3 separate regions of the Mus musculus genome follow, and all the other regions are linked to region 2. Evidence: chromatin loops called from intact Hi-C (ENCODE). Cell type or tissue: left cerebral cortex. All regions are shown on one strand. Links, peaks and the distances in the headings refer to the core of each region. The heading gives the core; the rest is flanking DNA. Region 1 has its middle 22 kb from the start of Gm34306. Region 2 holds the start of Gm4258 (a long non-coding RNA gene). Region 3 has its middle 130 kb from the start of Gm34244.

Region 1 (7,433 bases), core at 967-5,966, 150 kb after region 2:
TAATAACCGCTGCTATAGAGACACTGTTTATTGGCTTGATCAGCCTATATTTTTCTATAATTCTGGTTGGCCTGCAGAGGAGTGGAACGTCTCTCCATGAGCTTGGGGCTCCCACATCAATCATTAATCAACAAAATGCCCCCACAGACTTGCAAACAGGCCAATCTGATTAAAATAATTCCTCTGCGGAGGTTCCTTCTTCCCAAGTTGCTAGTTTTGTCCAATTGGCAAAAATTAATCAGCGCAAAGTCTCTGAGTATCGTTTAAGTAGGAAAATAATTTGGAAGCAGTGTGGCTTGGAGCTTCCAGGATCAGCCTGGAAGTTAGAAATAGGCCTGAAGTTGCAATTACTTCTTATTAACGTTATCTCCATATTTAATGAGTTCTTCAGAACCACAGTTTTGAATAAAGGTTAATTCTATTTAAAGTAGTATTTATTTCTGACCTACCTATTTGACTAAAGTAAATGTGCTAATGACGAAGGAGGTCTTTAACAAATAACTTTGGTTACCTGAGTCAACTTGCTAGCAAGTTAGGAGCCATTAAAGATTCTTTGTCGAAAAACTCTAAATACTTCTTACATGTTTGGTCTCTAAAATATTAATATTGAGGAATTACGTATTTGAGTTGTGTGGTAAGGTGCCCTAAAATCTATTAAGATTAAGAATTGATGAAAATATGGGCCAGGGAGATGAATCAGTGGGTAAAAGTGCTTGTTGTGCAGCTGTGAGGACCTGGATTCCAGTCCTAGCACTATGAAAAATGCCGGGTTTGGCTGAGAGTTCCAATTACCTCTAAGTTAGGGACCAGCGATATGAAGATTTTGAGAGCTTATTGGTCAGCCAGCCTAGCTTAAATGATGAGCTTCCAGTTTAATGAGAGATACTGTCTCAAGGCAATAAGATGGAGAATTATAGAATAAAACACCCCAAACTTCTGTGACCACCCCATCTACCTGCCCATGACTGCATCCATTTCCTTACATGTATTCACTGTACACAAACACATACAAATATCCATGCATGTATACCACACACACAACACATTCATAACATGCATAGCCACACAGTTGAAAATGTAGGCAGAAATCTGTATGCTTGAGGGGATTCTGTCATTTGTCTTTGAAAGAAAGAAAGTTGGAGCCATCATCTACATAGTCACTCCAATTATGCTTACCTGTCTCTACCATCAGGTAATAGACCATTGTATGGCTATTGTCTGTCACCCAGAAACAGGTTGTTGAATGAATATATAATTTAGTTTTTGCTGAAGGACGACCCTGAAATTCAGAGTGCTCAGCCTTTTCTATGTGTCATCTCCTTCACACTTAAAGGTACTTCAGAGAACTAATCCCTCCATGTTCTTAATGAGAAACAAATTACAGATGTGCTAGAGGAATTGACCAAGGCCCCACAGTCAGCAAATATAAGAGCTGGCATTTTAATCTGTCCCTCAAGAAGTATTTCTTTCTCTACTACAGGGAAGGCCACAAAGTCTAGAGAATTGTGGAGCTTCTGAGCTCAAAGGCATCCTACAACATGTTTTGACATTCGAAACCAGTGTGATTTAAGATTAAAACTATTTTCCACTACTTCTTGGCCTCTTATTTATTTGCATTGCAGTGAAAATAAATTGACAAAATTGATGCTTTTCTCCATGTCAATTGAAAGCATTTTCAGTGAATTAATGTTTAATGACTACTGGTAAGTGCTTAGCATTTATATGCGGTTGATAAGTATGAGGACGACAGTGATTCTCTCCATCACCGCTGCAACCTTGCAAGCTGAAAAATATTATCATCCTCATTTTACACACACAGGGAAATTAAAGCTTTATTTTATTAAGAAGTCATTCTAAATTTGTGAACATGTGGCAAGGAATTTGGTCTCTCAGTTTCAGCAAAAATCCTGGCCTTTGTCAACAAATCATGAAAGGCCATATGTAAACCCCTGGAGTTTATATACTGTAAACAGATGCCAGTAACCTGCCCGTATGCTGTACCTCAATGAGTTTGGTTTGTTATAAAAGATTGCCATAGGCTGGGTATCTCAAACATGTATTCCTCACAGGGACAAAGGCTGACAAAGTCCCTGTTCAACACACCTACAGAATTTTGAGCCAGGTGGGAAGCCATGTCTCCTGGGATTGCAGGTTGCTGTCTTCTTGTAGCATCTCAAGGTCAAGAACAGAGAGAGAAGCCTTGTGCTCTTATCTTTCCTCATAAAACATTGGTTTCTTCTTAAGGGCTGTGTCTTCTTGTTCTGGTCATTTGCCAAAGGTCTTACCCCCTAATATCATCACATTGCGGAATAGATTATGAATTTGGGAAGGACTTTGTTTCTGTAGCCCAAATAGCCCACTGATTGGTTACATCAAAAGGCAGTGGTTACTGGGGGTGCGGTGGGGTTGGGGGAGCAGTGTCCCAAGACAGCAATCACTTAAACTTGGGCTGCTATTGCTAACTGCAAACTCTGCCAGGGGCCTGATTTGAAAATTCTTCTGGAAAAGTCTTCCCCCAAGTTCTACCCTAAATGGAGTAGACTGTCAATTAAACCTCTATCTGCTGACTTTAAATGCCAAAACAATAATCAATCAGAAAACTCAGCTGCCTTAACATGAAGCTCTCTTCTTGTCCAGAAATACTCAGTGGCTGAAACTTTCAAAACATAAAACTTTCTAATTTAAAGCCCACAATTTCTCATCCTAAATTCAATAATACCCGGTGGTACTTATTCCCATTTTTCTTATCTTAAAGTGTGCTTTCTATTAGCATAGATTAATTATACATGATAATGGATCTCATTATGACATTTCCATACATGTGCTAAATGCATTTAGATCATATTTCTCTCTGTGGTGCTCCTCCTACTCCCACTAATCACCTTCCTCTTTGCAGCTAAGATCTGTCTGTCCCTCTCCCCCTTTCCACCCCCACATTCCCATGAGTATTGACGTTGTTTATAATAGCCTATGGGAGAATTTGTTTATAAGAACATGAGCACCTAACCAGGGGGCTATTTCACTAAAGAAAATCATTCCCTTCCCTAGTGATCCTCGAGGAAGGGTGGGTATGAGCTATTGCTAATGCCACAACAAGGTGTTGGCATGCACTTATGCTGTTCATCATAACTGCTGTGAGTATAGGAGTACAAAAGCCATGGCATGCCTAGAAGTCAGGATTCCACATCGCCTACTCCCTTTCCCTGGCTCTTATATTCTTCCTACCTCTCCTTCTGTGGTGTTTCCTGAGCTTGGAGGAGATGCTATAGCTGTCCCATTTATAGCTTGGCATTCAGCAGTCACTTATTTTTAGAATTATGAACAATTATGGGTGTCTGCAGACACTGCTGAACACAGGCTTCTCTGACCAAAACTGATAGCACTACCAATCTATCATCATAAACATGGTTATTTAGAATGAAATGTCATTGTCATGCAATGTCCATTTATCAAAACAACAGCAAAAGCATCCCTACAAGAGTCTACAATTCCTCAGGTATTATCTGTTATTTGAATTTTATTTTATATGTATGGATATTTTGTCAACATATAAGACTCTGCACCATATGTGTGTATACTCATCGAGGCCAGAGGTTATGCCACTAAAGAAAATCGTCCCCTTTTCCAACAATCATTAGTAATGATCCTCAGGGAAGGGTGAGGTCTTATGAGTCATTCTTAAAGCCACAGCAAGGTGTTGGCATGTTCTTTTATCATTAATCACAGCTGGTAATCAAAATACAAAATAATATACGCACAGACTTTTCATGCAGATACTGTGTGTGAATGGATAAAGCTGCTCCCAAAAGCCATACTTTATCAAACACACATTCCAGTTGTTGCCTGTGGAAGTCCCCAGCCAGAAGAGGGCATTGGATCACCTCGTGCTGGATTTATAGCCATTTGTGAGCCTCTATATGGGTGCTAGAAAGCAAATCTGGGTTATCCAGAAGAGCAGCCATTGGTTTTCATCCCTGAGTCATCTTTTTAACCCCAATAGGCATATCATACCAGTTATAACTTCTTTCCTGCAAAGAAGGCCTCAAAGCCAATCAAAAAGTGGTTATTTAATTTGATAACACACTTGGTACCACTATGCTAGTGAGCACTTACTGTCTGGTACATAGGTATTGTGACATACAGAATTGCAACTCAGTAAGTCTATCAATGACAATTCTCCCCTTAAAGCCTGAATAGCAACTGTGAGTATTCTCAGGAATAGCTAGGAGAGGATTTTCCAGCCTAGGGAGCACTTCATTTTTCTATGTCTTCTGAGTAAGATATGTGGTGTCTTCAGTAATGGGGTCTTCCTTTCTATTTCTGGTAGATAAACAACAGCAGTGGCAATTGCCTGTGCTGTTTGGGGAAATTGGGGACTTCCCCATCTAACAACAATCCCAACATTGGAATTTGTGTTTAATAAACTATGGCTTCTGAGAGCAGCTTTATCCACTCACACCAGTACCTCCACGAAAAATCTGTGCTTATTTTGTTGTATATTTTGATTAGCTTACCAAGTATCAAAGTAATTAATGTCTCTTTACATTTTGTTTCCATTATTTCTAGCCTCGGAGTGAGAATTCAACAAGGTAAACCTTTATTAGATGTTCTGTATAGTCAGAAGATGGGCACAAAATCCAAACTAAAGTTTCAGCAAAGCCAGTATAGCTGGGATAATAAGTAGCCCCACACTTTAAAGGTAGATAGATATGGACATGTGAGTTGAGGATGTAGTTGGGTAATAGAGCATTGGCCCAGTGTTCATGAAGCTCTGGGTGTCAACATCATCCAGTTTTATACAGACGAGGGGGGTGGGGCAGGGAGAGGACAGGGAGAGATGGGGGAAGGAGGGAGGAGAAGGAAGGAAGGGAGGAAGAGAGAGAGGGAGAAGGAGAGAGAGAAATGGGGGAAGGAAGGAAGGAAGAAAGGAAGGAAGGAAAGAAGGAAGGGAGGAAGAGAGAGAAAGAGAAGGAGAGAGAGAAATGGGGGAGGGAAGGAAGGAAGGAAGGAAGGAAGGAAGGAGGGAGGGAAGGAAGAGAAGAGAGGTAGGGAGAGAGAGGGAGGGAGAGGAAGAGGGAGAGATGGGGGAAGGAGGGAGGAGAAGGGGGAGAGGGGGGAGAGAGAGAGATAGAATATAGAAAAAAAATCTAGATATTTCTGGTCTACTATGGCTTGCAAGACAATGTATTATTTTTTGTTTCTAGTTGTACAGGGGGTGTCAATAATTATAGAAAAAGGACAATGCTGTAGAAGTTGATACACTGAGAACAGGTTTACTACAACTGGTTGTATCTCAGATCTTGTTTTTTTTTTTTTTGTATATTTTTTATTGAATATTTTCTTTATTTACATTTCAAACATCCCCTTTCCTGATCCCCCCTCCTCTTGCTTCGATGAGAGTATTCCCCCAACAACCCAACCACTCCCACCTCCCTGCCCTGGCATTCCCCTACACTGGGGCATTGAGCTTTCACAGGACCAAGGGCCTCTCTTCCCATTGATGCCCGAAAAGATCATACTCTGCTACATAGGTGACTGGAGCCATGGGTCCCCCCCTTGTGTACTCTTTGGTTGGTGGCTTAGTTCCTGGGAGCTTTTGGGGTCAAGTCTGGTTAGTTGATATTACTGTTCTTATTATACATGTACCTATACATTCACAAAATTTGGAGCTTTGTCGGTATGAGGGAAAGTTAAAGCATTGTTGATCAATGCTATTGTTCTTAAATGAGTTAAAGCAGGCATTATGGATGACATGTCCAAACACTGGTTTATGGAAACAAAAACAGCATTACCCCTGAGTTTTTGCTTTTTTGTTCTTTTAATTCTAAAATGAATTTAATTATAAAAATGAGTAGCAAAAGTTGCCATTGGCAAATACCCCAGAGACAGCACTCAAAAATAAATATACCAGAGCAGAAACCAGGTCTGTGGTGTTCTCTACAAAACTGGTCCTGTTGTTTCAACCTAGGGTTCCCATCTTGCTGTCCTGTGTTCAAGTTCATGAAAGTAATCTTTTACTGCCCTAGTAGCTTGTTTTCAGATTGTTGTTATGTCAATAACAAATTATATTAAAAAAATTTTTTTTTCAAAACTTGAGATGAGCTCTCAGAAGGCTGTGGTTCTATCAATGCTACATGGTACATCTAGAGTACATATCACAGAGTCCCAAGTTTGAGGCTTTGGTCAATGCTTGCAAATGCCTAGAAAATGCTACTCATGTGTTGACAATTTGTATCTTCTAACTGTTTATGTCTATGCCAGACCTTGGGATAATTTAAGTTATAAAATTCTTAAACAGGTGAATAAACCCCCTTTGAGTGTTGAGTGGTTTCTTGATGAAGCATGGATTTTTCCAAGTACTCACATTCATTTCAGAAAGATTATTTCATAAATCATGAAACAGAGACCCAAATTTAATTCAGTTACTCATTATTATAACATTGAGCTATTGCAATAAAATAAATAATAATGACTTTTAAAATTACCAATTTGGGGGTAACACTGACTATTGTTCTTTCTTTTAAGATTATAATATAGCTTCATTTGATCAATCCATTCCACATTTGTCAAATACTGAGATGCATGCGTGGAAACAGGAAAAGACGTCATCAGGCAAGGGTAGCAAGTGAGGGAGACAGAGTACAAACTGAGCCTGTGAAAGATATTTCTTCATTCTTTTGCATCTGTGAATAAGATGTTTGAAAGGGTCTCGTGCATGCTGAGGGTAAAATAAATGTTATATTTCTATATTCTTTGGGAAATGATGACAAGAAACATGGACTCAAAGTTCAGATTGCTGTATCTTCATCCTGACACTTCCTAGTCTAAATGCCAAATGTCTCCCATCCAGCCATGTGTCTTTATTGTAAGCTACCAATTTAAGCTGTCACTCAGAAGAACCCTGTTCCAGTTTAAATATGTTTATACACATGCCTGCCAAGAGATAGAAGTAAATTCTCAGCATACCTGAGAAACCGATGTCTATACGTAATGGGAAATTTTACATTGGTTTACTTGTGAACAAAGCAAAATGTACCATTTCTTTGCTTCGCTTAAATAAACCATCAACTTTTATTTCAGTAGAGGATCAAGGGCGATACATTGCTAACACTGACATTGAAATGGATTAAATCATGGGTTAAGCAGAGGAAATTAAAGGGGGAACCAGGCTTTGTAGGATAATTGGTACCTAGATTTTGTGGACCTGGTGTTTTTAATGGTAATACTGCTGAAATTTTGCAAATGAGATCCAAACTTAACATACTGAAATGAAACTTCCATTTCCTTTTTCTAAAGTGTCTACTCTGTGTCTCAGTATAGAAGCTCATAAAAGCTTTGGTTTCCTGGTGAGACGCTCACACTGCCCTTTTTGTCCTCTTTCCCTTCTTTTGTTTATGGTTTAGAGCTGCTCAATAGCAAATGGTACAAAACCA
Region 2 (7,433 bases), core at 1,577-6,576:
ACCAGTGGATCTTGCTACCCAAGTTTCATTGTATTAAAGTACAGTCACACTCTACGTTTCAAACCCTCTTGTACAATAACAAAAATAAATTGTGACCACAATCCTATATTCTAGTGTGCATGTTAAATATCACCCACACCTGGTCACAACCCTCAGCTGATGCTGAGGAGCCAGTAAAATCTACAACAAAAAGACTTGGAGTAAGAATATTCTGTGATCACCAAGGCTCTTGATGCATCCCTGACATGAAAGGACATGGGTTGTTTTCTGTTTGGGTACATCTATCTCCTGTTTGTTCTGCTATTTCCAATAAACCATTACCATTGTGTAAGGAGAACAAACTATAGGAAATTGTTTGCTCACAGTTATGTTCTGAAACACCATTTGTTCTTGAACTGGCCTTACGTCGTCCAGCTATTTCAATCAAGTCCATTATCTTCTTGTCTTTGAAAGATGCCTTTCTAGTAACCTGTATCCCCAGAGGGCCAGGTCAGGTCTGCCTTTTAGAAAGTAGGGTGGAATCAAAAACAGCTTGTTCATTTTCTCTCTTGGAGAAAGAAATTAAATTATTTTTCATCAGGCCAGAACTTCAGTGTGTGTTGGGAGGGAACCTTTACACGAAAATAGAAAGTCATGCCTTAGAAAAAGTTATTTACTTGTTTACATTGGAGTGTTACGCCACAGAAATACCAGTCAACTTATATAATTTTTGTAAGTACAAAATGTGTTAATTCTTCAACTGTATGCTTTTCTGGACAATAATCAAATGAAGCAGTAATTTTTTATTCTCTTGCTTTAAAACAATCACATAATACATTGGCAAATAAATCCGTTGTTCTGTTGATCCTTTACTGCAATTGTTCACAGACACAGGCTTTCAAAATCTTTTCTAAATTAGAAGTACAAAGAATGAATTTCAACGCTTACAAAACTGAATATCAAATGCCAGGCATGTCTGAGCTAGCAAACATATCATAATTCCTACATTATTAATAAGTTACATATAAAAACTTGATAAGGTGTAGAATGCATGTGGAATTTTTCTCCATCTCTATCTCAAATTACAGGGTGGCAAAAGAAATTATCTTTCTTCCATTCGACATAAGAAAAATAAAATAATACCATATGTATGTTAATAAAGATCTGAGGACTTGATTGGTAGGTGACTCTTTAGGGAAGACCCCCAAAGTAGAGATGAAAAATATAGAGTGAACAACTGCACAAACACTGAATCCAAGTTCCAGCTAATCCAGAGACATACGCACAAAGGCACAAAATGGGCATCGCTTCAAAATCATTTGTATAAATGATTCTTTCCTTGAGGAATTTTAATAGTAAAAATCAATTAAAAGTAATCGCAAATGACAAATACCAATTCATAATGACTATTACTTTTGTAAAATTTTGAGCCAAATTATTTTAAAACGCTTTTCATTTCATCTATTCATATTGAAATCTAGCCACATGTATAATCAGCATGTTAATAAGGCGTACTAGAAGCACAGAACTCTGGCTACATGACTATATCATGATAAGCACACCCATACTGCCCCGTAAACACATCTGAGAGAGAGAGAGAGAGAGAGAGAGAGAGAGAGAGAGAGAGAGAGAGAGAACTCTGAATAAAAGACTGCTTTCCTATGTCTGTTGGTTAACCCCGCAAACACTTGAACTTCCTATGGGCACACACCCAGCAGACGCTGGCGTCTAGGTGATTGAAAATGTTGCCCACAAAGGCAAAATTTTATCTGTGATGACATCACCAACTAACCTGGCTTCGTTGTGATAGAGTGATGTGTTTTTCTGGCTCATGTGTGCGCCTTAAGTGTGTGGGAGACAGAGAATGAGAAAAAGACACAGAGGCAAAAAGAACGATGCTTACAGAACTGCAGCCTCAGAAACCCTCTGCAGCCCTCTCAGCAAGGCTTGTAAGAACCTTCCCACAGACCTCAGACTTCCCCCCCACCCCGATCTTATATAGCTTAAGTTTGTTCAAAAATGCATTCCCCACACCAGTGAATTCTGTTTCGTTTAGTTAACACACTGTAAATCCTCAAATATTCTGCCAGGATCCGTGGAGATGGGATTTCCACACCAAATGAGGCGTGTGCTTCTATGCGAAATGGTGCAGGAGTTGCAGTGTCCCTGGAGACCTGCCTTCGAGTGCTTGAGACATCTCGGTTTTAAAGGCAATGAAAGGGTTAAAAATTGAGTCTGTCTAGGGTAGGAGAAAGGGGATATTGTTGTCTTTAATCTTTCCGCAGTATGTGTACGACTTCCATCCCGGATCTGCACATAGTGGTGGAAAGGCTCGGCATGCATTGCGTGCAAGCTCCTTGATTGTAGAAGGGGGGTGGGGGGGGGGGGGACCTGGCTGGAGTCCAGACAGGCTGGAGCTCTGTTGATCATTATGTCTAGCCTTCAGGTGTCTCAGCGCACAGTGGGCGGCAGTGGGGGAGGTGTAGATAACATGAGAGAGCAGACAAAGAAAAACTGGTGTATTTTTAAAAGATTATGTGAAATTCTGTGCTCAAGCCTCCTTTAAAAAAAAATGATTCCTAATGTCTTGGACTTTCATAATTACAGCACCGGCTCGGCTCTGGCACCTCTCTAAGCCGTAATTAGTTCTGTCTGGAGCCTCTGAATAATTCCTTTCAATAATTGATGGAGTTAATATTCTCTTTTAAAAATGGGGAGGGCAGTGTGTTCTTATAAACTCTCTTTCTGTCAGAGTCTTTGTTGTTCAGAATCTTCATCAGTCATAATCACACTGATCTGATTTGCAGTTTCATTTCTTATGAGACCAAACATAACTTTTTAAGGATTTAGATGATTCTAGAAGGAAAGACACAATCCAGCATTGCTGGATTACCCTAGTTGACTATGAAAAGAAAGCAGTAACAGGAACAATTTCTACCATTTGTTTCCAATTGTTTTTTTTTTTTTTAAATGCTGCTTTGAATGTCACTTCTGTTTAAAACTCCATCAAAAAAAAATCTTACCATAAATACAACTTAGATGTTAGCTATAGCCTTGCCTCCTCCCGCAGGAAGACATTCTAAATTATTTTATTCTTTGAGGATTCTTCTATGAAGAAGCTTCGGCATGCTTCCTCCCCACCCCCCACATCCTCACCCCACCCTATTAGGAATTTTAAAAAAATCTTTATATGGAGGCCTGGCTCCTAAGACAGAAAGCTGTCTTTTCCTTCTCCACACTGGCCACTTTCAGCTGCCGTCACTCGTGCCCGGACCTCGTTTCACATTTTGTGGACAAAAAAAAAAAAACAAAAAACAAACAAAAAAAAAAACAAAAAAAAAAACAAACAAAAAACAGTTCAGTCTCTGTCATTATTGTAAAATTTAAAACACTTCAAAAATGAATCAAAAGAAAGCCCTGGCTTGAAGCCATTGTTCAGATTTAAGAGCTATTTTGCCTCCAAGTGTCTTTAGCAGTCTTTCATGGCTAATTATAATAACTGTCAGATGTCTGGAAAGTGTGGGGTGCCCTAGCCAGTGGAGTCAGCAAAGTTTGCCTTTTATTTTTCCTGGGGACAAATCAAATCTGATTAGACATAAAGAGCGAAAAGAAGAGAACTAAGTACACATGTGTGTGCCTTCATTTTTTTTCCCTATGAACAAAGCAGCATGCTGGAGCAGTGTCCCAGTGCGGAGTCTCCTACAGCTACTCTTCAGAAAGCCTTACTTTTCTTTTTAATTCTTTATCTTTCACAGAAGAAAGCATGCAACAAATGCTCCCCGGTACAGTTCCCTGCCCTTTGGCTACCTTTCAAACTACGCATAAAAGGATTCCCTGGCAAATCTTCGAGTATTTGGGGCTTCTGGCAGAAAACTATTTTAATCAGCGCACTTGACGGAAAGAAATGTATACTTACAATTTTCAAATGCTGCTTCTTGCTCTAGTTCCTCGTCCCTGCAGGGCGAAGCCGAGGCTTCTCTCCGGAACAAACTGCGGTGCAGGTGCAGAGTCTTGTTTGCATGCCCAGGAAGGGGGGGAAGCATTTCCTAAAGTCACTCGGAACTCGCTACTTGTGCTCAGGCATCCCTGCTCCACCGTACTATCTGCAGTTCTGAATTGAACTAAATTAGAGCCCATGCGAAAGGCAGGGGCAGGCAGTCATGTGAGAGACACGCCGCCATCCTATTGGCCACAGAACCATAGCTTAGGCATTCTGCCTTTTCCACTATTGGTGAAGAGTTAAAACTGAAAGCATTTAGATCCTCCTCTCCTGCCTATTTGTCCTTTATGTGTGGAAGAATGACTGTAGGATTTCACAGTGACAGATCAGTTAGGAGTCACTGAAGTCACCCTCCCAGAGACTGTGGGAGGGGGTGAGAAACTCAGCTTTTGCAAGATCCCCCCCCCCTTTTCATCCCCTTGACCTGCAATTTTGTGTGTGATTTGCCTTCAAGAAAAATGTTGTTGTTGCTGCTCTCCCTTCAGCTCCAGTGATGATAGAAATAGATTATCATTGCATCCCTTTGCAGAATTTGTCAGGCTGAGGAGCACCAGGATCAAGGACTTCCAATGATAAGTTTTCTGATTTTATTTTAAAAACTAAGAAGGTTTTAGTGCAGTTCTAAACCAACATACTGAATTATTCATGAGTGACACCGGCAACAGAATTAAGGTTTTTTTTTTTTTTTTGAGTCGTTAGCTCATTCTGTAGAAAACCAAGGGGAAAGTAACGCTGAAAATATCAAAAAAGCAAAATGCCAGGGAAATTAAATGAGAAACTCAAACTAAGTCAGCTAACGTGGATGAGGAAATACACTCTTCTCCCTCAAATTCCATCTTTAATTACCTCTTTAAGCAACATAAAATGTCCATAAAACTTGGAGACAAACTGTATTTTCCAGTTATCCAGGGGGATATTTACACACCAGGGTTCTTAAAACACCTGAGATATTTGTCAAGACTTAAAGCTTAAGGTCCCATAAAATCATCGAATCCCACTCTCTCAATACCGAAGCATGCCTGACAAATAATGGCTGCCTTGTAACACTAATGCCGAGTTAAACCAAATGAAAGCAATCTTGCTGCAACATCATCCTGCCCTTGCTGACAATACCGCCAAAGAGCCAGTCACTCTTATATGTAGTCAGTCTTTAGGATAACCCAGTCTCTTTTACTACTTGCATTTCTCTACGAGAAACTCACACTTTCCTACAATGGCATCTTTTGGATCTTACCCCATTATTTATGTCTCTATGAATAGTTACGTTATTTAAGGGAGCCTTACTTTATGTCACGGATGTAACAAGACTTCACATCTTTAGTCCATCTTCACAACAGTAACTTCATTAGCTTTTTGCTTATATTTTATTAATATTTTGAGAAATTCTTAGGATATAATTTGATCATATTTACTCTCTCGTCCCCCACCTAACTCCTCAGCAGTCTACCCCCATCATTTGTATCTCTTTCTGTTGTTTTCTCTCCTTAAACAAGCCACATAGTCCAGTTTATTCACTGGTATGGGGCCATCCACTGGAGCACAGTTGATCTACCAGCAGCCACACCCTTAAAAAAACCAACTTTGGGTTGCCCTGAAGTTGTTGGCTGTTGCTCACATTTCATAGATGAGGAAATGAGCTTCAAGCTACTCCAGGTCCTGTAGCTGGTAGCTCGTGCCCTGTGGCACTCATTCATTTACATGTACAACTCTTATTCGTCTATAGAGACAGCACCGGAGTTCTCCCAAGGTGTCCACAGCATCATTTGCCTTGATTATTTCCTTCCTGGTGTAACTAACGTATTTGAATATCTATGCATAGCTATGGGATATTCACTATTCAATGTAAGCTAGGTTCAGATTCAGGTAAGTGGCCCATAAGGGACTGGAAACACAGGTTAAGGACAACTGTGGAACCACATTTACATCTGAGCCCTGCAAAAGGTTCAAACTGTAGCTTATGGCCACAGGAGCCTGGAGTTTTCTAGAGTGTTGTTCCGGCCACTATTACTGGTCCAAATGTTTGAATGCAATGCTTAGTAGGACAACAAGCCCTAGAAATGTTCAAAACAGGAGTCAAAGGGTCCATCTCAAGCTGGGAAAGTCAGGGGGCAGCCATTACCCCTTGCACTCTTTCAGAGAGGGCAATTAAATGCCTCTGTGCTACTAAACCTCACCTATAAATTTCAATCTTCCAAATAAGTCATCCTCTCTGAAATATTTTAAAGCTCACTGCTTCTTGTCATTGGAAGTATTCTTCCCTTTTTTGTCCTGTATACTTTTTTTTTCTTTATCTCTAAGGATTTTTTTTGTTGTCGTTCATTTCATGCACTGTGTTTCCTCTGGTTTCTTTACAGATATGTTTTTTGTAGTCTCCTGTATGACTTTAGTTTTCACTCCACAGATTTTAGCATACGGACAGATGGCACTTATGAATGCTGCATTGAAGCAGACTTACTGCAGGATCTGATGAAGAGGAATAGCTGTTCCCCCTTCACCCCAGAACTGTCAATTACAGTGTGATACTGAAGAGTGGTTTCCATTTACCACACACTGAAATTGTAGATCTTGTAGACCACACAACATCCTTTCCTTTGGATGTCTCAATCCCATGAACACAACACTTTCAACATCAAAGTGACTGGCTCTTCCCTGAATTTTACAATATCTCAATGAGAGTATCAGTGTCTACCAGAGAGCCAGGGTGACATGGAATTAAGATCCAATCTTTCTTCGACAGACATCTTCGTATCTAGATAACTAGCCTCCCAGTATTACACATCTCTTGACTTGCTCTGTCCCATTCCAGATGAGTGTTCTGAATTATGCATTTTGGTTAGGACTATATCTCATCTTGTCCCCAGCCATATGGAAACTCCACCCCTTTTTCTATTGGTAGCAATGAAAATAGAAATAACACCAATAAGTTCATTTCATGATGATGTGTTGTTCTCAAAATTTCAAAGTCATATGGATGTACTTTTGAAATGTACTCAGATAAGCATTTTAAAAAGTTTTAGTCTTATAAAAATATGTGTGTTCAAGGCAATAATTTTTGCTTCCAAAGTGCAGACAGAAATCTATTTGAAAATGAAAGTTTTTGATGGCAGAATTAGACATACTAAGTTACATGCCACCAAATAAGCCTGATACAAAACGTGTTGTGAATCCTAAAATGTCTCCAAGTAACCACACTTTTCAGTAATAGTTTATTATATTTATACCAGAGTCACTACATCTCAAAGCCCTTTTACATTCATCTCCTATTTATCTAATATCAAACAATCAAGGCAGACGTATAAGCATTACCCAATTAATACAGGAAAACTAAAACCTGGAAAATTCTATGACATCTAGAAATTACAACATGGAAGCAGATTTATGTCTCTGCACCCCAACATTTAAGGCTACAGTAAGGACAGAATACGCAGTGTTTTACACATGCAAATAACTTACT
Region 3 (7,433 bases), core at 1,237-6,236, 420 kb after region 2:
GCCCCACAAAGAAACACTGAGCTGTTTAGTATTTTGCTTCTCACTCCTCTGTCAACTACAATGACTTTCATATGACAAAAAAAGTGAGCAAACCTTGATAGAATGAACATAAATCCATGTTGTGAAAGATGCTAACAACTGCATTTTAGTTTCTTCATTTAAATCTCTGAAATGCATCATATATGAGATGGACTGTGTTACAAATCAGATAGAATGTCATCAGCGTAGACCAGCGATGAGTCCAATGTAACACGAAGAAATATGGTGACAATAAGTATAAACCCCTCACTTGGAGCCCATGAAACATAACCATACAAGATAGGGAAAGCAGGCTTCGTTCTTGTCAGCAGACATGGTCATTATAACATCTAAGTGAAGAAAGGCTGAACACCAGGATGGAAATAGTAGCTGCTGTGTTAGAGGGTAGGAGAAGATGATGGAGACTTTGCTAGGGAGCCAAACCCTTGTCAGTGATGAAGTAGAAAACGCTTTGGTCGGATATTGGATTTACTTTCTAAAATCCATCAAACCAAACTAAGAAAACAACAAGAACCCCATAGAGAAGGCAAGAATCAGTTGTAAGAAAGACAAAACACAGGTTTCTCAAGGAACATGCGGACAATTTACACAAACACACAAACAGCACTTTGGTTGAATGTGTGCCTTCTGGAGGACAGCTTTGCTTCTGGGCCTAACATGCAGGATGACATCATGCAGCTCAGAATCACCATATGGAAACTTAAGTGGTTTGATTTAGAGGGAATCCCATCTGAGTTAACAGTAGGATGCAGATACTAACAGAGTATCGGTGGTGATATAATAATAATGTGATTCCTTAGCATGGATTAGGGGAAACACGCTGTGAGGAATTAGAGAGCCTTGTTGATATTTTACTTGTGTGCTCTAACTCAAAGAAAATATAAAGCATAGAACACTAATCTTAAAAATAGCTGTGCTCAAACCACTATGGTAGTTGTTAACAAATAATTAAAATATATATTGACTATCAAGGAGTAGACCTGACACTAATGGTTACTCAAAAGGCGACCCTTTCTTCCAGGGATAGGATGTCAGTCTGTAGTCCTGACTAGCCTAGAACTCACTGTGTAGACCAGGCTACCCTCAAACTCAGAGAGGTCCACCTGCTTCTGTCTCTTGAGTGCTGGAATTCAAGGGTTTTTCCACCATGCTCATCCATCAAATACAAATGTTTTAAGATTTTATTTTATTCATGTGTATGTGTGTCTGTGTAAAATTATACATAGATACATGTCTTGTGGTTATGAGTGAGAAGTTCTTAACTGCAGAGCAATTTCTCCAGCCCTTCAGCAATCCTCCTTCCTCTGCCGCCTGAAAGCTAGGATTACAAGTGTGTACCTATGTCAGTAAAAACAAAATGAATATGAAATTTTATTTATTTACTTGCACATTCATATTTCACCTGCATGTATGCCTTTGTGGAGGTGTCAGATCCCCTGGAACTGGAGTTACAGATAGTTGTGAGCTGTCCTGTGGGAAACTGAAAATTAAACTTGGACCACAGGCTAGAGAGATGGCTCAGCAGTTAAGACCACTGTCTGCTCTTCCAGAGGTCCTGAATTCAATTCCCAGCAACCACATGGTGGTTCACAACCATCTGTAGTGGGATTTGATGCCCTCTTCGCATGTGTCTGAAGACAGCTACAATGTTCTCATATAATAAATAAATAAATAAATAAATAAATAAATAAATAAACAAACCTTTCTTTAAAAAAGAAATACATGTTTATAATAAATAAAATGATTGGCTTTCTCACAAAATAGGAATTAACCAAATTAAAATACAGTAAATTGGAAATATAGATTATAAAAAGTTTAAATAGTGAATATAATATTGGCTAGGATGAATAAGATCATTGTAGTTCAAAGATTTTATTTTAGTCATTGAATGTAAAAGCAAACAAGCTGAGTGTTTTACTTCATGCCTTAGATTCAACACTTGGAATAACATAGAATGGGAGTCTATACTAAAAATGAAGTTTTATTTGCATTTCCCTGGTAGCTTCTTGGATATTTGAGATTCCTATGTCAAAAACTATCTGTTTAGATCTGTATCCCACTTTTAAATTGGGTTATTTGCTTTGTTGATGTCTACTTTCTTGGTTTATGTATTTTGGATATAAGCCCTCTGTCATATGTTGGGTTGTTGGAATCTTTTCCCACTCTGTAGACTACTGTTCTGTCCTTTCAATGGTGTCCACTGCCTGACACAAGCTTTTCAGTTTCATAAGGGCCCATATAATAATTGTGGATCTTAGGGTCTAATCTATTGGTGTTCAGTTTATCAAGCTGACTCTTGTGCCATGCTTTCAAAGCTATTCCACATTTTCTCTTCTATCAGGTTTAATGAATCTGCTTTAAAAGTGGATGTCTTTGATCCACTAGGACTTAAGTTCTGTGCAGAGTGATAGATATGGGTCAATTTGCATTGTTCTACATGTGAGCATCCAATTGGACAGCACCATTTATTGTTAATGTTGTCTTTTTCCATTTTGTAATTTTGGCTTCTTTGTCAAAAATCTTTCTTGTCACACAGGTCTTTAACTTGCTTGGTTAAAGTTACAGCAATATATTTTATATTACTTGTAGCTATTGTGAAGGGTGTTGCTTCCCTAATTTCAGCCTGTTTGTTATTTGTATATCAGAAGGCTACCAAGTTTTTTTTTTATGTTACTTTTGTTTCCAGCCTCTTCACTGAATGTGTTTATCAACCACAGGAATCCCCTGATAGAACTTTGAGGATCACTTATATATACTATCATATCATATCATATACTATCATATCATATCATCTGCCAATAGCAATGCATCTACTTCTTCCTTTCCACTTTGTATCCCTTTGGTCTCCTTTAGTTGTCTTATTGCTCTAACTAAAACTTTAACTACTATATTGAATATATATAAAGTTGACAGCCTTGTCTTATTCCTAATTTTAGTAGAGTTGCTTTAAGTTTCTCGCAATTTAATTTGATGTTGGATATTGACTTGCTGTAAATTACCTTTATTATGTTTAGTTATGTGCCTTGTATCCCTGACCTCTCCAAGACTTTTAACATGAATGGGTTTGGGATTTTTTTTCAAAGGTTTTTTTCAGCATGTAATGAGATGATCATGTGATGTTTTTCTTTCAGTTTGTTTATATAATGGATTACATTGATGTATTTTTGTATGTTGAACCATTCTTGCATCTCTGGGTTGAAGCCAACTTGATCGTGGTGGGTAATCTTTTTGATGTGTTCTTGAATTAGTTTTGTAAACTAATTTAGAACGACTCTGAGATTCCATCTTGCACCCATCAGAATGGCTAAGATCAAAAGCTTAAATGACAGCTCATGCTGGTGAGAGTGTTCAGCAAAGGGAACACTCCTACATTGCTGGTGGGAGTGCAAATTTGTACAGTCATTTTGGTAATCAATTTGTCGGTTTCTCAGAAAATTGAGAATAGATCTACCTCAAAACCCAGCTATGCAACTCCTAGGCATATACCCAAAGAATTCTCCACCACACCATAAGGACACTTGCTCAACTGTGTTCATAGCAATTTATACATAATATTCTGAAAGCAGAAACAACCTAGATGTTCCTCAACCAAGTAATGAATAAAGAAAATATGGTACATTTACACAATTGAATAATACTCAGCTATTAAAAACAATGACATGATGAAAGTTGCAGGTAAATGAATGGAACTAGAAAAGATCATCCTGCTATAGTGAGATAACCCAGACCCAGAAAGACAAATGTGGTGTGTACTTACTTATAAGTGGATGTTAGCCATAAAGTAAGGGATAATAATGATACAATTCACAGACTCAAAGATGCCAAGTAAGAAGGAGGGCTCAAGGAGGGAAGTGTAAATGTCACTGTAAAAGGAGAAATAGATAGGAGGGAACTAGGTAGGGGTGGGGGCTGGAGGGGGAACAGGAGGGACCAGGTGAGGGGAGGACAAAGGGTGAGAGAACTGGGAAAAGCAACTGAAATTGGGGGATGTGGCATCTCTGGGATGAGCTAGAAAGCTAGGGCAATGGAACCTCCCAGAAATCTTTGAGGATGGAACTAGTTAAGACTCCTAGCACTGAGAGATATGGAGCCTGAAGCAGCCATCTCCTATATCTAGGCAATATTTTCAATGAAGTGATTGAAAAATCACCCAGCCACAAAACCTTAGACCTACAATTTGTCCTGCCTACAAGATGTACATAAGTAAAGACCTAGCAGAAACTGAAGAAAAAAACAACCAATCACTACTGCAGCTTGGGACCCATGCTACAAGAGGGACTTCACCCCTGACACTGTTAATGCTATTCTACTGTGTGAGGAGCGGGTGTGGCAGCAGTCCCAAGATGGCGCCAGGACTGCAGCTAAGTCTTATGACTTGCACCTGACTTCCCCATACACCTGAAAATAGCCACGACCACCGACCATCTTGAGAGCTGCGCAGGTGCACCATGATGCTGGCGGTGTAAACAAGTCCATATTTGGTGGAGACATGCCCATGCCGCCCTGATTGACTGAAGCTGCGTGCCTGGTGAGGTGGTGTGGCCTGCCATGAGTGGATGGGGCTGAGAGTATATAAGCAGACCTCCCTGGGTTCCCAGGGTCCCCGTAGCAGCATCAAGGTGTTCCTGTAATAAAGGCTGTTGAGAAGAATCCGACCGTGTTGTGTCTTCCTTACTGGCCGAGGTGGGCGCAACACTACTGTACTTGCCAATAGGAGCCTAACTGTAAACCAGATCCAGAGGAAATAGATGCAGAGACCTATAGCCAAACATACGGAAGAGCTTGGGGAATACCCTGGAAGAAGGGGAGGAAGGATGGTTGGAGCCAGAAGGATCAAGTTCACCACAAGAAAACCTACAGAATCAACTAACCTGGCCCTAGGGGGGCCCACAGAGATTGTACCACTACCCAGGGAGTGTGCATTGGATTGACTTAAACCTTCTGCCTATATGTAACAATTGTGTAACTTGATCTTCACATAGAACACCTAACAGCAGGGGCTGTCTCTGACTCTCTTGCTTGCTTGTAGGACCCTTTCCTCCTACCAGGCTTCCTTTCTAGCCTTAATGGAAGAAGATGTGCCTAGGCTTACTGGAACTTGATATGACAAGGCAGACTGATATCCATGGGAGGCAACCCATTTTCTGAAGATAAGGGGAAAAGGAGTGGATGGACAGAGAAGGTGGGAAGGACTTGGAGGAAAAGAGGGAGAGGAAACTGGTCAAGATGCAAGTAAGTAAATAAATTAAAATTTAAAACTAATAAATCATCAGAAAAAATAGAACTTGAAAGTTAAGATTATTTTCCCCAAACAATTAATAAATCTTTTTTTTTTTATTGCTCCTAAGCATCATTGTCACTACTGAAGTCATTGTCCTGAAGCCAGTTAGCTTCTCACTCACTTTAATGTCACCTGCAGTTCAAATATCTCAAAAATCAAATCAGGTCTAATTAATGCTCACCGCCATCCTTTCTCCCTCTCTCGGGTATCTTTCAGTATGAAACGTGTTTCTCCTAAAGGAGGGGAGGCTTGGCAAACAATTGATGAGTTACTCAATAGTTAACAGCTCTCTACAGCCTAGAATTGCAATTCAGAGTAAAACTCCCCAAAAGTTCCCTTTTTCAGTCTCAGATGGAAATCATCCCTTTCCATTGGGATTCACTGATGAGGTTGCACTTTGGTTTATCTACTCATGGATACCTAGAAACAACCAGTTTCAACTCCAGACACAAACACCTAAAAGCCACAGATACAGCATCACCTTCCATAAAGGCATGCACAGTAGAGAGGAGGAGGGAAGGGGGGTGAGAGTGGGAGGTGCTGCACCACTTCTGCCGGGGGCACCCCAGTGCAGTGCTTCCTGTGAAAACCTGTCATCCACTTGTCAAAGGAAATAAATCAAAGTTGGTCTGCAGGGGAAGACTTAACCAGGGTGTAAATATGATGGAAGAGCCTAGAAGCAAAGGCAAACTATATGTACAAAGGGCCAGAAAAGAGAAAGAAATGTTCAACAACCTCCAAATTCTTCATTAAGGGCAGAGGGACGATGATGAAGTCAAAAAATCATAAGGTATGATTTATGAGACACGCTAAACATTTTCTTCTTATCTGTAACTAATAACCTAGATGACTGTAATACAAGAAGTTGTTTCAGATCACCAGCAAAGAATGTTCTCACTGTCTCACTGCTAATATCCAAAGCTCTGGGTCTTCAAACTTAGGGTCAGCTGGATATGTCACTGATATCAATATTGCTGAAGCATTAGTGACACTGCATTAGTCAACAAATAAAGAATAAGCCAGTAACAAATAAGGCCATGTGAGACCCCAAATCAAAGTGTGTTCCTAGAAATAAGATTCAGTTTCATGTGGGGTACTTTAATTAAAGAGAAGTGCTGAGATCTATCCCAGGTAAGATGGTATCTTAGTTAGGTTTCCATTGCTGTGAAGAGACACCATGACCACAGCAACTCTTATAAAGGAAAACATTTAATTGGGGCTGGCTTACAGGTTCAGGGTCTAGTCCATTATTATCATGGAGAAAAGAATGGCCGTATGCAGACAGAGAGGGTCTTAGAGTTCTACATCGGATCTACAGGCAGCAAGTAAAGAAAGGGACACTGGGTCTGGCTTGAGTTTCTGAAACTTCAAAGTCCACCCAGGACCCTTGAAACACTTCTTCAAAAAAGGCCCCACCTCCAATATGACCAGCCCTATGAGTCTGTGGGGCCCATTTTCATTCATAGCATCACAGATGCCATTGATATAATTCAAAAACTGAAGGGATGTTGTTTCTTGTCTGCAATAAAGCATTCTCACAATAGTAGTTATAACCTCTGAGAAGCATCTTTAATCATGGGGACCTCTCTGGCTTCAGGTAGCATATTGTCTATGCAGATCGCAAGAATAAGAGACTAAAGGCATGACAGAAACAGAAGGCATGTGCTTGTACATAGAATCTGGTTCCTGTGTGATTCTCTGGGCATCTTCCACTTCACATGCTCCCAACAATCTATCATTTCCCACTCAAGCCTTCATCTGTAACCACAGTAGCCAGAGCCCTCTGTGTGTGGACCATAAATATTTGGTTAGTGGTGAATTGTTATTCAGGCCTCAAAGAAATAAATTGGAATGAGCTGACAGTCTAAACCACAGAAGATCTGCCCTGTTCGTCTCCAAAAGTGGTCATCAAAAGAGGAAGAGATGTGCCCGCTGTGTTCTAAGGATGAAAGCAGAAAATAGGTGAATGTGAAAAGCCAGCAGGGCTCCCCTTCCTCAGGGCTCCCCCTTCCTCAGGGCTTCTCCTTTACCCCCTTCACTTCTGTCCAGTCCCCTGCCCCAATCAATTGCCACTGGAGCAAAATCACAAACTGGAATTACATTCCTATGGAAG

What was found. Peaks named below come from ENCODE experiments on the same cell type or tissue, not always from the same donor. Only the 100,000 strongest peaks of a DNase experiment are listed, where the experiment ranks them.
Region 1: it touches region 2 in a loop (2.4-fold over the local background); 1 of 42 quality-filtered maps calls a loop at or near these places.
Region 3: a loop joins it to region 2, with 2.1 times the contacts of the local background. A loop is called at or near these places in 1 of 42 quality-filtered maps.

What each region holds. Positions count from the first base shown.
Region 1 is chr1:137,742,130-137,749,562 of GRCm38, reverse strand. No RefSeq gene overlaps it. Among named protein-coding and RNA genes, the nearest start is that of Gm34306, 22 kb to the left of the region's middle. In left cerebral cortex, for the core only: a CTCF peak has its summit at 3,866 (motif pointing right); a DNase peak (open chromatin) is centred at 3,227.
Region 2 is chr1:137,895,248-137,902,680 of GRCm38, reverse strand. Gm4258 (a long non-coding RNA gene) reads right to left here and starts at 4,214. Exons shown (of 3, transcript XR_003948014.1): 1 at 3,896-4,214; 2 at 1-3,253. In left cerebral cortex, for the core only: no CTCF peak of the experiment used is centred there; DNase peaks (open chromatin) are centred at 2,177, 2,333, 3,636, 4,132 and 1 more place; H3K4me3 peaks cover 3,360 bases; H3K27ac peaks cover 3,350 bases.
Region 3 is chr1:137,477,103-137,484,535 of GRCm38, reverse strand. No RefSeq gene overlaps it. Among named protein-coding and RNA genes, the nearest start is that of Gm34244, 130 kb to the right of the region's middle. In left cerebral cortex, for the core only: no CTCF peak of the experiment used is centred there; a DNase peak (open chromatin) is centred at 3,492.